Regions from separate parts of the Homo sapiens genome. Here region 1 is linked to region 2. A link is an interaction called in ENCODE POLR2A ChIA-PET data of the cell type or tissue named here. Cell type or tissue: PC-9. All regions are shown on one strand. Each heading gives the region's core, and the rest is flanking DNA. Links, peaks and the distances in the headings are about the cores only. Region 1 overlaps BCO1 (beta-carotene oxygenase 1). Region 2 overlaps LOC105369213 (a long non-coding RNA gene).

Region 1 (4,392 bases), core at 290-4,289, 510 kb after region 2:
AAATAAATAAATTCACTAGGCATTGTGGCGTGTGCCTATAATCCCAACTACTCAGGAGGCTGAGAGAGGAGAATAGCTTGATACGTAGGCGGAGGTTACAGTGAACTGATATCGCACCACTGCGCTCCAGCCTGGGTGACAGAGTGAGACTCTATCTGAAAAAAAAAAAAAAGAAAAACTAAAAGTGCACGTGAAGGCAGAGATGGTGGAGTAACACAGTGTCAGTGGGTAGCAGTGGCTCCCTTCAGACGTGGGGGTGGATGGGAGGCAGGAGGGGGGAAGTGAGTTGGGGAGGATTTTATACATGGCTTTCTATACTTGTATATTCTTTGAATAGGTAACACTGAGAACTACTGGATATTTTACAAAAGTGAAGTGACAACGCAAAAAAAAAAAAAAAAAAAAAAAGACCAGGTGCAATGGCTCACACATGTAATCCCAGTACTTTGGGAGGGGAAGGGAGGAGGATCACTTGAGTCCAGAGTTTGAGGCTAGCCTGGGCAACATAGCAAGACCCCAATCTCTACAAAACAACAAAAAATTAGCCAGGCATAGAGACATGTGCCTCTGGTTCCAGCTACTTGGGAGGATCACTTGAGCCTGGGAGGTTGAGGGTGCACTGAGCTGTGATTGTACCAGTGCACTCCAGCCTGGGTGACAGAGCAACACTCTGTCTCAAAAACAACCCCCCCACAATAAAAACCCAACAAGTAAATAAACACTAGTAATACATACATACACCCATGCACACGTACATGTATTCATACACATATGCACATACATGCACATATACATGTACACATATACATGCATATGTGCATATACAAGCATGCAATACGTGCATACATACTTTGAGCACTCAGGTGTACCTGAATGGAAGGAGAGGTTTCTATTGAACTGTCTGGTGGAACATACTGTCATTACAATGTCTAAACCTCTGGCCGCTACCGCCCCAACGCTACACACTGGTAGCAGACATGGTTAAGGGGTCTTGTCAACAGGGCGGAGGTGGGGAGGAGCCCAGCTCTCCATAAGGACTGAGGACTCACTCCTTTTGCTGCTGGGCATATGGGGACTGCCAGGGCTTCCATGTTTGCCCAAGATGGCACCCCCTTGCCTGGACAGCCTCATCCAATAACTCATCACCGTGGGGGTACAAAGGCCTGGGGGCCATTCTGAAGGACCATCCAGCTTCAGAACTTGCTGGAAGGTGGGTAGATGCCTCTGGTAGCCTCCTCCCTCTTCCATGCCACTTCCTTGCCTTAAACTTCACCCTCCTGCACACCAGCCTCCCTCCATGGTCAGCCAGCACCCACTGGGCTAGAGTCCAGCCAGACCTCACCTTCTCCTCCCTGTGGAAAGCCAGGCAGGAGGCCCAGCTCATTCTCCGGATGTATGCGGTTGCCATCTTGAGAATATCCAACCTGAAAGGCTGCTCAAGGAAGATGACATAGTTCTCGGTGACTCCAAAGCTGTGGTAGTAGCTTGGGGAGAGCAGGGAGCGGGATGGGATGGAGCAGAACACCTCTGTGTGCTTCCAGGGGCTCTTCCCCTGCTTCTTGCCCTCTAGCAAGACAAAAAGCAAGCCTCAGGAATTGTGCAGGATCTGGCTGCCCCCCCAAGACCACACCACCATCACCTACAAACTGACTTGATTGCTGAAAAAAACCTTTACATTAAACAGCAACGTGTAGACAGACAACAAGGTTGCTGCAGCTGCTGCAGGGGGCCAGGCTGAGACCTTCCACTCAGCACCCACCCCATATACAATCTGAAAACCACTGAACCAAGAGGGAGCCCTCCAGGTAAGGGGTCTTCACCTATAGCCTGGGGGCTAAATCCTGCCTCCACCGGTTTGTCTGAGATAGAGTCTCCCTCTGCTGCCCAGACTGGAATGTAGGGGCACGATCTCAGCCCACTTCAATCTCCGCCTCCCAGGTTCAAGCAATTCTCCTGCCTCAGCCTCCCGAGTAGCTGGTACAATAGGCTCACGCCACCATGCTTGGCTAATTTTTGCATTTTTAGTAGAGATGGGGTTTTGCCATGTTGGCCAGGCTGTTCTCGAACTCCTGACCTCAGGTGATCTGCCCGCCTCGGCCTCCCAAAGTGCTGGGATTACAGGTGTGAGCCACTGCGCCCGGCCATAATTAGGGGTTTTATATAAATGCAGATAGTCAAGCGGGGCTGTAGAATGGCCATTTTATAGATGGGAAACTGAGGCTTAGTGGAATGGGCTATCATTATGGTCAGAGTCATAGGGTTAAGCCAAGAAAACACAGCCCCCTTCGCCTTCCTCCTCTTTTATCAGGGATTACGACTCTCATACAGTGAAGGTAGAGAACAGAATGAAATAAAGCAGTCATCCATGTGCCTCGCCCTGCACCCAAACATGGAAGGTGCTCAATACGTGTTCAGTTTTCTTATTCCTCTGCAAGCATGAGTCACTCGCTGGTCAAAAGGCCTCCCCACCCAGGCCTACGGCTGGCTTATAATGAGTTATCTGCAAACTTCCCCACCTCTCTTGTGGCCACCTGTGCACCCTGTAAACAGCTGGCTGGTGGGAGGGATGCTGTGGGGTTGTGGGATAGTTATCGTCTTTATAAAACAAATGGAACACAATGCAAACTGAAACGAAAAGCACTGTGGCCTGGGAGGAGCAGGATGGGGCATGAGTCGCAGTGCCACCGCCAGCATGGAGCAGGTGCTCAGAGGATCTCTGCTTGCAGGATGTCAGTGGCTCCTGGGAGCTGTGTGACTGGGGTGTGTCATCTGATCCCCTGAGCCTCACAGTCCTCCTCTGTAATACAAGGTGGCAAACTCAAATGCCTAGACAATCCCCAGGTATGGCATTCTAGGATTCTGAGCTTGACCCCTATATCCCTTTACTGGCTTAATTAATGAGAGTTCTATTTAGCAAGTACACTCCGTGTACCTTCTGACCTCGAAGGCTCATATCTCCAGGCAGTGCCTGGTAGTTTGCTCAGGGGGCTCTACAAGACAGTGGGGGATGGGGGAGCAGCAAGGATCACAGGCAGAAACTAGTTTTTTTTAAACTAGAAGGTCAGAGGAAGCACCGTTGTAGTTCTGCACTGTCTCCTGAGTCCTGTCAGCTGTCCTCACAGGCCTAGGTCTCCTGGGTGTGGTTCCCAGGAGGGTCCTGGACAAACATGGGCTAAGAGCCTCCGCCTCCTCCCCCTCAGGATCATGCAATCACAGTCAGCCTGGGCTTTGCTCCAAGATCCCAGCCCCACATGGAGAAGGTCCAGAAGGCCTGGAGAACAGGGCAGGGATCTGGAGTGGATCCCAGCAGGACTGAGCTCCCTAAACAGCCCTGGAAACTTGGCTGCAGGGGCTAGGAATGAAAGTAGGTGGCATAACCTTGTCATAGAAAGTTTTGTCAGGAGACTGAAAAACTGAATGGATGGAAGGATGAATCGATAGGTGGGTGGGTGGGTGCATGCATGAATCGGTGGATAGTAGACAGATGGATGGTGGGTGGATGGATAGATGGTGGATGGAAGGATGGTGAGTGAATAGATGGGTGGTAGATGCACATGGTAGATGGATGTTGGGTGGGTGGATGGATGGATGGTAGATGGATAGATGGATGAATGGTGGGTGTATAGATGGTGGGTAGATGGATGAATGATGGATGGATGGGCAGGTGGGTGGCTCAATGGATGGATGGTGGATAAGTGGATGAGTGGATGGATGGCAGAACATGTAGATGGATGAATGGATTCATGGTGGGTGGGTGGATGGGTAGGTAGATGGATGGTGGATGGATGGTGGGTGGACGGATGGATGGGTAGATGGTGTGTGGGTGGATGGATGAATGGATGGATGGTGGATGGGTGGGTGGATGGATGGATGAATGATGGATGGATGGGTGGGTGGGAAGCTCAATGGATGGATGGATGGTGGGTAAGTGAATGGGTTGATGGATGGGAGAATGGGTAGATGGATAAATGGATTCATGATGGGTGGGCGGGTGGGTGGGTAGATAGATGGTGGATGGGTGGTGGGTGGATGGATGAATGGATGGATGGTGGATGGGTGGATGGATGGGAGAATGGGTAGATGGTTGAATGGATTCATGGTGGGTGGATGGGTGGATGGGTGGGTAGATGGATAGTGGGTAGATGGATGGATGGAGGGATGGTGTGTGGGTGGATGGGTAGGTGGGTGAATGGATGAATGGATGGATGGTGAGTGGCTGGCTAGATAAGGGGTGGATAGGTGGATGGGTGGACGGATGGTGGATGGGTGATGGATAGGTGGATGAATGGTGGGTAGGTGGGTGGATGGATAGTGAGTAGCTGAATGAATGGTGGATAGATGGACGGTGAGTAGATGCATGAATGGATGGATGGTAGATGAAGGAATGGTTGG
Region 2 (4,392 bases), core at 288-4,287:
GTTGCTCACCAGTCCTTGGGCATACAAATGCTTTTCCCTATTACCCTCTTCTCTTTGCTGGCAGCCATGGTGCATTGGACCATTAGCCTCTCTGGGTATCAGTTTCCTCATTATTATACCTATGGGTATCAGAAATGTACCTACATCTGAGGGGGACTGTGAGATGAGGGAGGTAAAGCCCTCATCCCCATGGGGCAAAACCAAGGCTGACTATTTTAGGAATTGTTACTGGGAAGAAGAAGACCTCCTGTGAAAGCATGAACTTGGAAACAAGGAATCTGGGCTCCAGTTCCAAGTCTGCCCCTTCCTTAGTTTTATGGCTGTGGGCTGCTCAGCCACCCTCTTTGGACTTAATTTCCCCATCATAAGACCCACCTATAGCATATGCAGAATTAGCAAATCTACAGAGACAGAACGTAGATCAGTGGTTGCCAAGGACCAGGAAAGCAGAGAGCGGGCCTATCGGAAGGTAAAAGATAAGGGGTACAGGGCTGCTCTTTGGGATGATAAGAATGTTCTAAAATGGATTGTGACGATGGCTGCTCAGCTCTGTGAATGTGCTGAAGCCTCTGTACTGTACACTTTACATGCATGAGTTGCATGGGATGTGAATTATATCTCAAGAAAGCTGTTTTGAAAAATATCTGTGGACTGGGCACATTGGCTCATACCTGTAATCTCAGCTATTTGGGAGGCTAAGGAGGGTGGACCACTTGAGCCCAGGAGTTCAAGACTAGCCTGGACAACATGATGAGACCTCCATCTCTACAAAAAACTTTAAAAATTAGCCAGGCCTGGTGGAGTGAGCCTGAGTCACAGCTACTCGGGAAGCTGAGGCAAGAGGATCACTTAAGCCCAGGAGGCAGAGGTTGCAGGCAGTGAGCCGAGATCATGTGCCACTGCATTCCAGCCTGGGCAACAGAGTAAGACCCTGACCAAAAAAAAAAAAACACCCTTAGAGGGTTATTTCAAACCCAGACCTCCTTTCCCCTCCTCCACCACCACCTCCAAAGGCAGTGACCAGGCTGAGGTCCACCGCCCTGCCCCAGGGAACCTCGCCAACCCTACCCCTCTACCCCCACAGCCAAAATGACCAGAAAACCCCCTGGAGCCCTTGAGTCTAGTTTCCTTTCCCAACATTGTTCAGAGAAGCACACATCCGTGGCGACGAGCCGAGTCCCAGCTGCTGGCTGGCAGGCCTCTGTGAGAGGAAGTACCACCCAGAATGGGCTTTCAATGGGGTTAGGCCTCACTGCTTCTGGAGGTAGGGGAGGGCAGACCCCTCTGCTATTTAAATTGTGGCCAGCTTGGTGGAGCCCCCGGTTTAATGGTTTTGTGGGTTTTGTTTTGTTTTGTTTTTTTTACTGCCCAGGCTGGAGTGCAGTGGTTGGATCTCAGCTCACTGCAACCTCTGCCTCCTGGGCTCAAGTGATTCTTGTGCCTTAGCCTCCTGAGTAGTTGGGACTACAGGCGTGCATCACCACGCCTGGCTTTTTTTTTTTTTTTTTTTTTTTTTTGTATTTTTAGTAGAGACGGGATTTCACCGTGTTACCCAGGCTGATCTCAAACTCCTGAGCTCTGGCAGTCCACCCACCTCAGCTTCCCAAAGTGCTAGGATTACAGGCATAAGTCACTGTGCCCGACCCATGGTTTTGCTTTGAGCACCTCTAACCTGGAGTCCTGGTGGAGCTCATTTATTCATTCAACAAACATTTGCGGAGTGCCTGCAAGGGGCCAGGCACTCCCAGGCTCCAGGGATATAGCAGCAACCATCAAAGTCCTGCATGATGGGCACAGAGTGTAGTTGGAGGAACACAAAAAGGGGGCTTTGGAGTGAGACAGAGCTGGTTCCAGTCCCAGTCGCTCACTCTCTGTAGCTCTGCACAGCATTTGCAGCCGCTGTAAGCTTCACTTTCTTCTTTGGTAAATAGGGCTGCTGTGGAGGAGTGAGTCTGCGAACGCATATCCAAGTCCTGGGCATGGATCCTGGTTAGATGGGACCCCTGGAGCTGACTCAGTAGTCACTACATTGCAATGAACTCTCAACATGCGGACCCTGTTATGCTAAGAACCAGACTGCAACCAGGCATTTGCCAGGCCCCAAACCTCATGTAAAATCAAGACAGCCAGTTGAAAGCCAAGAGCAATAGTGTACAAGAGCAGCTGAAAACATGGGACACAGAGACAGGTGGGCCTCAGTGTGAATCCCAGCTCTGCCTCTTACCCCCCTGTGTCTCCAACAATGTAATAGTCTCTGAGCCTCAGTTTCCCAATCTGCACTGCTGAAGACAAAAGCCCCTCGTTCTCATGTCTGGAGTCTCCACTAGGACGTATTCAGCTTCCACAAAAAGGCTATCAATGATCTCACATTGCTGGAAGCCCAGGAGTGGTTGGGGTGCAGACAAGGTACACTGAGAAGTTCAAGTGTGTCAACAGGGACACCGATTATTTCCACATCTGCCACTCCTGGCAACCAGACCTGAAAGGGAAGAGACTGAAAAGAGTACACCTTTTCCCAACGCCCCCCCACACCCAGCATGCTTTCCCTCTGTCTCATTGGCCAGAAATGGGTCACAAAGCCTGCTCTGCCTCAGTCACTCTCCAAGAAAATGGGATTTTCCACATTTGGCAGTATATTTAGGATGGATCAGCTTCCCCCACATCATGAGAGGATGCCCAAGAGTATGTGGCCAAACAGGGCAGCTGTCGGCAGGGGCAAGGGGAGATGGTGTCAGGCAGGCAGTCTGCAGGGTCCTGCAGTGGTCATAGGCTGCACCAGGCAGCTGGCACAGAGCAAGAAGGCATCCGAAGGTCTCCCTTTTGTTCCCACCACAGACCAGCAAGCCAAGCTTCCTTTCTTAGCCTTTTCAGTCATTCTTTTTTTTGGAGATGGAGTCTCACTCTATTGCCCAGGCTGGAGCACAGTGGCATGATCTTGGCTCACTGCAACCTCCACCTCCCTGGTTATCCTGCCTCAGCCTCCCGAGTAGCTGGGATTACAGGCATGCACCACCACACCCAGCTTTTTTTTTTTTTTTTGTATTTTTAGTAGAAACAGGGTTTCACCATGTTGGCCAGGCTGGTCTTGAACTCCTGACCTCAGGTGATCCACCCACCTCGGCCTCCCAAAGTGCTGGGATTATAGGCGTGAGCCACCGTGCCTGGCCCCTTTCATTCATTGGACAAACACTGAGCCCTTATTTAATACCAGGCCCCGTGTCTTACCTTCCAAAGGCTGCCGTAACAAATTACCATGAACTTGGTGACTTAAAAAAAAATAGAGATATATCATCTCACAGTTCTGGAGGCCAGAAGTCTGAATGCAAGGTGCCAGCAGCAGCACTGGTTCCCTCCTTAGGCCCTAGGTGAGAATCTGCCCCACGCCTTTCTCCCGGGTTCTGTGGTTGGTGGTGATCATGCGCTCCTTGGCTTGGAGCTGCATCACTCTAACTCTGCCTCTGTCTTCTCATGGCCCTCTGCTCTCTGTCTCAAATACCCCTCTCCTTTCTCTGGTAAGAACACCAGTCCTCTGATTGAGTGTCCACCCTGAATCCAGGATGTTCTCATCTTGAGATCCTTAACTTAATTACCTCCATAAAGACCCTATTTCCAGCCTTGCACCAGTGGCTCACACCTGTAATCCCAGCACTTTGGGAAGCCGAAGTGGGCAGATCACTTAAGGCCAGGAGTTTAAGACCAGCCTGGCCAACATGGTGAAACCCCGTCTCTACTAAAAATACAAAAAGTAGCCAGGCGTAGAGGCACAGCCTGTAGTCCCAGCTAGTTGGGAAGCTGAGGCAGGAGAATCATTTGAGCCCAGGAGGTGGAGGTTGCAGTGAGCGGAGATCCTGCCCTGGCACTCCAGCTTGGGCAAGAGAGAGAGACTCCAACTCAAAAAAACAAACAAACAAGCAAACAAAAACAAAAACAAACCTTATTTCCAAGTAAGGTTACATTCACAGGTGCAGGGTTTAGGACTTAGTTTTTTTGTTGTTGTTTTTTTTGGGTGGGGGGTTGGGGGGGGTCACAATTCAACCCACTGTACCCTATATTAGGCAAATAGATTAGACCTATTTACCTCTCAATGGGGAGACAGCAGGAAGAGGCATTTACTATCACAGAATGGCAAGAGCTGAATTAGAGGGACAAATCAGGCAAGGGCTAATCCTCTGCCTCATGGAGCTGCGAAGACTTCTCAGAGGAGGTAACCTCAGAACTGGGTCCTGAGGGATGAGCAAGAGTTCTCCAACAGCACCAGAGAGAGGGAAGCTTTGTCTAAAACAAGGCTGTGTTTCACAAAACTCATCAGTGCTTTTAGAAGTCAGAATAGTCCTGGCTACTTGGGAGGCTGAGATGGGAGGATCCCTTGAGCACAGGCGTTTAAGGCTGCAG

The links. Peaks named below come from ENCODE experiments on the same cell type or tissue, not always from the same donor. Only the 100,000 strongest peaks of a DNase experiment are listed, where the experiment ranks them.
Region 1: POLR2A ChIA-PET joins it to region 2 with 24 read pairs; 2 of 35 experiments call an interaction of 5 or more read pairs at or near these places.

Annotation. Positions count from the first base shown.
Region 1 is chr16:81,265,082-81,269,473 of GRCh38, reverse strand. BCO1 (beta-carotene oxygenase 1) reads right to left here. Exons shown (of 11, transcript NM_017429.3): 6 at 1,343-1,566. Among named protein-coding and RNA genes, the nearest start is that of BCO1, 29 kb to the right of the region's middle. In PC-9, for the core only: no CTCF peak of the experiment used is centred there; a DNase peak (open chromatin) is centred at 2,523; H3K4me3 peaks cover 478 bases; H3K27ac peaks cover 559 bases.
Region 2 is chr16:81,771,303-81,775,694 of GRCh38, reverse strand. The region is part of intron 3 of LOC105369213 (a long non-coding RNA gene); the gene reads right to left. It also overlaps a transcript of PLCG2 not described here. Among named protein-coding and RNA genes, the nearest start is that of PLCG2, 5.8 kb to the left of the region's middle. In PC-9, for the core only: no CTCF peak of the experiment used is centred there; no DNase peak of the experiment used is centred there.